Regions from separate parts of the Homo sapiens genome. Here region 1 is linked to region 2. The links are chromatin contacts, found by Hi-C or POLR2A ChIA-PET in ENCODE. All regions are on one chromosome and are shown on one strand. Each heading gives the region's core, a stretch centred on a gene start or an enhancer-like site at or near the end of the contact. The rest is flanking DNA. Distances are from core to core; before and after follow the strand shown. Region 1 has its middle 93 kb from the start of LINC00604. Region 2 has its middle 190 kb from the start of PTGER4.

Region 1 (2,981 bases), core at 256-2,755, 150 kb after region 2:
ATATAGGTGGTAGAAAGATGAATGGAAATGCCAGAATTCTTCATCCTATGAATAATGATATCATAAGTGTCATCAACCTCACATTTTGAATACTGCTTTTTTGATGATGTGTCTTTTTTGCATTAGTGAGTTAAACTCCTATCTTGAAATTGTTTCCAGAGCTTGTGTTTTCTCCTTTGAATAGTATTGATTATAATAATATTGTGATGATGAATGATCTGTTGTGCTTGAATAGTGGAAACAGTATTAAATACAGTCATGTATTGCATTACAGCATTTTGGTCAACAATGAACTGCTTACACTAAAGTGGTTGAATAAGATTATAACAGAGCTGAATAATTGCTATCACCTAGTGACACTGTAGCCATCCAAATGTAGTAGGGCAAGGCACTACTCACATGTTTATAGTGATGCTGGTGTAAACAAACCTACTGTGCTGCCAGGAATATATAAGTGTAGCACATACAGTTATGCATAGTACATAATACTTGGTAATGATAATAAACAACTATGTTACTGGTTTATGTTTTATTATATTATACTTTTTATTGTAATTTTAGAGTGCATTTCTTCTACTTATTAAAATCAAAAAAGCTAACTGTAAAACAGCCTCAGGCAGCTCCTTCGGGAGGTATTCCAGAAGAAGGCATTGTTATCATAGGAGATGACAGCTCCATGCATGTTACTACCTGTGAAGACCTTCCAGTTGGACAAGATTTGGAAGTGGAAGACAGTGATATTAATGATCCTGATCCCCTGTAAGCCCAGACTAATGTGTGTGTTTGTGTCTTAGTTTTTAGCAAAAAAGTTTAAAAAGTAAAAAAAAATGCCTAATAATAGAAAAACCTTATAGAATAAGTATATAAAGGAAAAAAGTGTTCGTGTTTTAAGCTAAGTGTAGTTATGAGAGAGTTAAAAAGTTAAAAAATTACGAAGTCTATGAAGAAAAAATTACAGTAAGCTAAGGTTAATTTACTACTGAAGAAAACTAAAAAGAATAAATTTAGCATAGCCTAAGTGTGCACAGTTTAAACATTACTGACACTACTGTAGTGTACAGTATTGTCCTAAGCCTTCATTCATTACTCACTCACAAATTCACCCAAGCCAATACTAGTTCTGTAACCTCCATTCATGGTAAGTGCTCTATTCAGGTATATCATTTTTAATATTTTATAACCTATATTTACTGTACTTTTTCTGTATTGAGCTATGTGTAGATACACACAAATACCATTTTGTTACAACTACCTACAAAATTCAGTTCAATCGCATGCTGTACAGATTTGCAGCCTATGAGCAATACCCTAGGAGCATAGTAGGCTACACAATCTAGGTTTATGTAGGTACACTCTGCGATGTTCACATGACAAAATAGCCTAACAACACATTTCTCAGAATATGTCCCTGTGCTTAAATGACTCATGACTGTAATAGTGAATCCAGTAGGTTGTTAAGCTGAGTAAAACCATTTATATTAAAAACATTCACTCTCAGCTAGAGCATTGTCATAGTGAAGAAAATAGTCCTGTGTGGCAGTTCCTGCCAAGTGCCTCACCCCAGACTTCCTGCAATGCCTCAATCATTAACTCAGTTATTTTTTGAACATTTAACATGCACAATGACTATGCACAATGTTATAACATTTAGAATTTATATTTATGTATTGCTTTATCACTCTTTTACAATGTGCCTTTCCGTTTATTTTATCTCATGTAATATTCACAACCAGTTTATTTTTCAAAAGAAACTGAGACCTAAAGACTTTACTAAGAATACTCACCAAAATGAATATGCTCCATTGGTTATTTGATTTTGTCAAATGTATTCACTATGATCAATGCCATTCATATTCTAAAATTTAATAAATTTTGTCTTTACTTGTTATTTTTTGATATACATGGTATTTGAATTATGTGGAAATGAGAACATTCTGATAAAGATCTTGTTACTTTCCTATGAATCAGAGGGGAAATGCTGTATTTTATAAGTAACGGCTATTATCCTCCAATGTTGAACAGCTTCCTCTAAAATATTTCTATAAAAATGGTACCTTACATTTCATCTTGCTCAAAATGCATTGGATAATATATTTCTCCCATTCAACAATGAGTCTACTTTATAAGTCACACACAAAACAGTTCATTATTTAGTGTTACACTCATAAATTTAGTCATGACAAAGTTGCCAGTGCTATATAATTTTATTTGGCTTAGATTATAAAGATTTTATATGTCATTGAATCCATCTATATTCTTTTGTCTTTTTGCGTTTCTTTTACTCACATAATCTATCAAAAGGGACAAAATATGATTGAGTGTTTATGTAATTCATAATTTTATATTTTGAAAAATTCTAACTTTTTCTAACCAAATATTTAAAAATGAAATTTATCTGCATACCAATCATCATATCTCTGAAACATTCTAATGGATTTTTCACAAAATAATTTTTTAAACCTAAAAGTTGATATAGTTCTGATTAAACAGTTTGTTAGCTTTCTTTTCTTGGTGTAAATCACCAAAATAAAGAGTCAAGGACATATGTTTCTCTCTCTCTTCCCATCCATCCATCCATCCATCCATCCCTCCCTCCCTCCCTCCCTCTCATTTAATCCATCACCCAGTTTTTACTTTTGTGGTGATTTGTGGCATTCTAGATGTTATTGAGGAACCAATGGTTATAAAATAGAAGATAGAGTTAAAGCAAGATAAATATGGCCTGAGAAAGACTCCATACTTCTATATTTGAGTCCTTGTGGATGAACTGTAACCTATCTTAATAGTCAGACACAATTGAAAACCTAACTTAATAGTAGGCACCTGTAACAATGGCTGAGTGTTGGCCAATCCCAGTGGCTATACCACTCATAGACTGCTGAATGTTCAAACTGCATTCAAATAAGGCAAACACCAAGCTGTAACCAATCTCACTGTTTCTGTACCTAATTTCCGATTCCTGTTTGTCACTTTAACTTTTT
Region 2 (3,115 bases), core at 211-2,710:
TGCTGTGGTTTTATATTCACTATTTTATCAGACTTCAGGTTTTAATGTAATTATGACTTGGGGCTACTTTAGAGAAAATTATGATAAAAGCATACATAAATGAGATCAGGGTGAGTCCAGAGAATGAGGAGAGAAGAGTGAGAGGCAGGAAATCCCCTGGAACTTTGCAGAGGTGCCAGGGAAGAAGTGAGAGCCATGTGGGATGTGATGCATTGGTGATGCCATGTCAAAGCCCTGGATTAGGACTCAGAAGACCTCATATACTTTGGGTGGTTTCATTTTTATGAACCTTGGTGAGTCTTTCCATATGGTTGGACCAGGTGATTTTAACTGTTACTTGTGGCTTTTCTGACTAAAGGGCTTTGTCTGAGAAAGAAGCACTTTTGAAGTGAGCTTTGTCACGTGAAGCTGTGGCAAAGATGATGTCATACAACTTTAGTTCCGGTTACATTGATCATTCACCCCAATCAGCTGACAGGCTGCGCAATGATTTTTGAATCTGCCATATAGCTCTCACCAGAATGTGGCAATCACAGGCACTGTGGACTGGGAGACGTCCTTTCAGATGTGAATGAGAAGATGCTGGAGGGTCCCCAAAGACAGAATAGAAAAATTCTTTGCTGAATTCAACCTACACCAGCTATAGGGGTTGAAAAATACAATTTAAAAATTAGTATATTCTAAATTTGGACTCAAGGGCAGATGGTTCATAATGAGCACAAATGTCCAAGTTTTCCCATCAGATGGTCATCAGAAGGACACCATGGGCTACTCAATAGGTATTTAGTGACTGTGCAGAAAGGGCAGTCATTTTAGAGAATACAAAGAAGATAGGGCTCCAAGGTAGTTAAAGCAATGGAAATAAGGCCAGCTCCCATAAATCACTTTTCAGAAATATCTCTCCAATGGGGAATGGGGGTGGGGTCAAAACAAGATACAGTGATAGAAATGGTTGGTAGATTAAATTTTGTAACCTGAATTTTTAAAGATAATAGGCATTTAAAATATTTCATCTCATTGTCAGCACAAGTTTCCAGAATTTTTGGCCAGAAAATACAATTGCTAAAAACATAAGATTATTTGTCCATGAAATTGATCATGTACTTAATAAATAGGCCTACGAGATATCAGAATGAGCCTATAATCTTTTGCCTCTTTGTTTTCCTTTGCTTGGCATTATGGTGAACTATATTTAGGAAGGCCAAACACGTTCTTCCTCAAACTTGGTTTCTCTTTGGCCAGACCCCATGTTCCCTTGTTCCTTCCGTTTCACTGGGGTGTGCTCAATGAAAAGTATTTCAATTTTAATTTTTATTAACCTCACAAATTATTTGCTGGTAAGATTAAAAAAGAAGACACATGAGCTGTGACACAGAAGAAATAGTGTTATTGGTGCTCAGTGGCTGAGGGTCAGATTTCAGTTCCTTATACTGGCTGTGTGACTTTGTACGAGTTCCTGAGTCTGTCTGGGTTTCAAATCCTCACAGAAAATGAGAATTGGAACGGGTGAACTTTAAGCCTCCGCAAACTCCAACATTTTATGTGTCTATGCATTCCAAAGTCCAATGTTAGTGATATTTAAACCCCTGGTACAGATTAGTCACACAGATGCAGCCTCCATTAGTGTTATCAATACTCATAGCTGACACTGATTGATTGCTTCCTTGGTGCCAGCTCTTTCTGAAATCGATTTCTGAAATCTTACTTATTTCTAAAATAGCTGTGTGTGACAGGTGTTATTATTGCTACTTTATAGATGATGAAACCGAGGCTAAGTGGGGCTAAGAAATAGTTACGTAAGTTATGAGGCTGATTTTGAAATTCAGGCTGTCTGACTCCAAAGCTTATGCTTAATCCAGATACCCTGAACAGTACAAAGTTGACGAATTTATGAATCAATGAGGAATATCTCTCAGAAACACAATTTTAAGGTGCAGAATATAACCCTGCACTAAACTTATTTCAACCAGGTATTTTTGTTCACTTAGATTATTTGTTTCTGGTTGAGAGAGCAGATGATTTATTTGGTCGTTCGAGGGGTCTGTATAAAAAAAATCATTTGTATCAACTTTGATAGTTGGTAAAGCCAGAGCATCTCAGTTTGGATGTCTACTTCCCGAGGAAACTGCAATCTCTCACATCCCAATTTGAGAAATACTAGTTCACAAGAGGTTTCTAGTGCCTCTTCAGAGAGATTCACACAGTTTTGGTGAATGTTGGGAGATAAAAACTATGTAAGGAACCATCACCATCCACACACACATGTCTAATTCTGTAGGGCAGGGTAGATGAAACCTGAGTTGGCTTGAAGGTTTATGATGTCAGTTCTCTGATCTGGGATGGTGGTTACTACTTCACTTTTGAGGAGTTGGGTGAACTCAAGAAAAGCGTTTTCGTTTTGTTGTTTCATCTTTCAATTAGGTGAACTTTAAAAAGGGAAGTTATTAGTTTTCTCCTGACTTTAAAATCCCCTGCCATAATCTGTCTTTTTTTCCTGTTTTGGTAAGCATTACAGTTTGTGGTATATATATTTTTTGATCTGTAGGATTTCTTCACTATATCTGAGGGGCTGCTCTATCAAGCAAAGCTTCTATATATCCATGTATTGCCAAGTAAAATTGGACCTCAGATATTCTTTCATAACATTGCAAAGACTTTACAAAAATTAAGCACAAATTACCAATCACAGCCTCCTGGTTTATACATAATTACTGTCCAGTATTTTATCACTAGCCTGATTTTTATCATTCCCTCCCATTACTATTATTATTTTATATAGTCAGTGTTCAAATTTTGGCACATATTTTTGTTCACTTAGATTATTTCCTCACATTCTCTGCTCACCAATCTTTCTTGTGTTTCAGATTTTTCTTTTGGATCATTTTCACTTCTTCCTGGAATATACTCTTTAATCAGTGACTCTTAGGTGAAAATATTCAGCTTTGTATTGAAAATTTTCAGTTTTTCTTGAAAATATCTTTATTCCGCTGTCATTCTTGAAGGATGGCTTGGCTGGCTATGTATTACCAGGCTGAGTTATCTTCTCTCAGAAGACTGAAAATATTCTTTCACAGTCTTCTGCTTTTCATTATTGCTGTTGAGAAGTCAACTCTCA

What was found. A loop is a pair of places that touch in the nucleus more often than their neighbours do. ChIA-PET counts read pairs that join two places held with the same protein, here RNA polymerase II (POLR2A). Pooled maps may share reads with other maps.
Region 1: a pooled map shows a loop between it and region 2 (7-fold over the local background). The contact joins two enhancer-like sites. A Hi-C loop is called at or near these places in 11 of 50 pooled maps. POLR2A ChIA-PET finds 5 or more read pairs at or near these places in 2 of 52 experiments (activated CD4-positive, alpha-beta T cell and activated CD4-positive, alpha-beta memory T cell).

The regions. Positions count from the first base shown.
Region 1 is chr5:40,332,140-40,335,120 of GRCh38, reverse strand. No RefSeq gene overlaps it. Among named protein-coding and RNA genes, the nearest start is that of LINC00604, 93 kb to the right of the region's middle. Within about 2 kb of position 1,505, at least 3 of the 41 ENCODE cell types and tissues checked have a DNase peak (open chromatin) inside an H3K27ac peak, as active enhancers do.
Region 2 is chr5:40,483,901-40,487,015 of GRCh38, reverse strand. No RefSeq gene overlaps it. Among named protein-coding and RNA genes, the nearest start is that of PTGER4, 190 kb to the left of the region's middle. RefSeq lists an enhancer at 211-270. Within about 2 kb of position 1,460, at least 5 of the 41 ENCODE cell types and tissues checked have a DNase peak (open chromatin) inside an H3K27ac peak, as active enhancers do.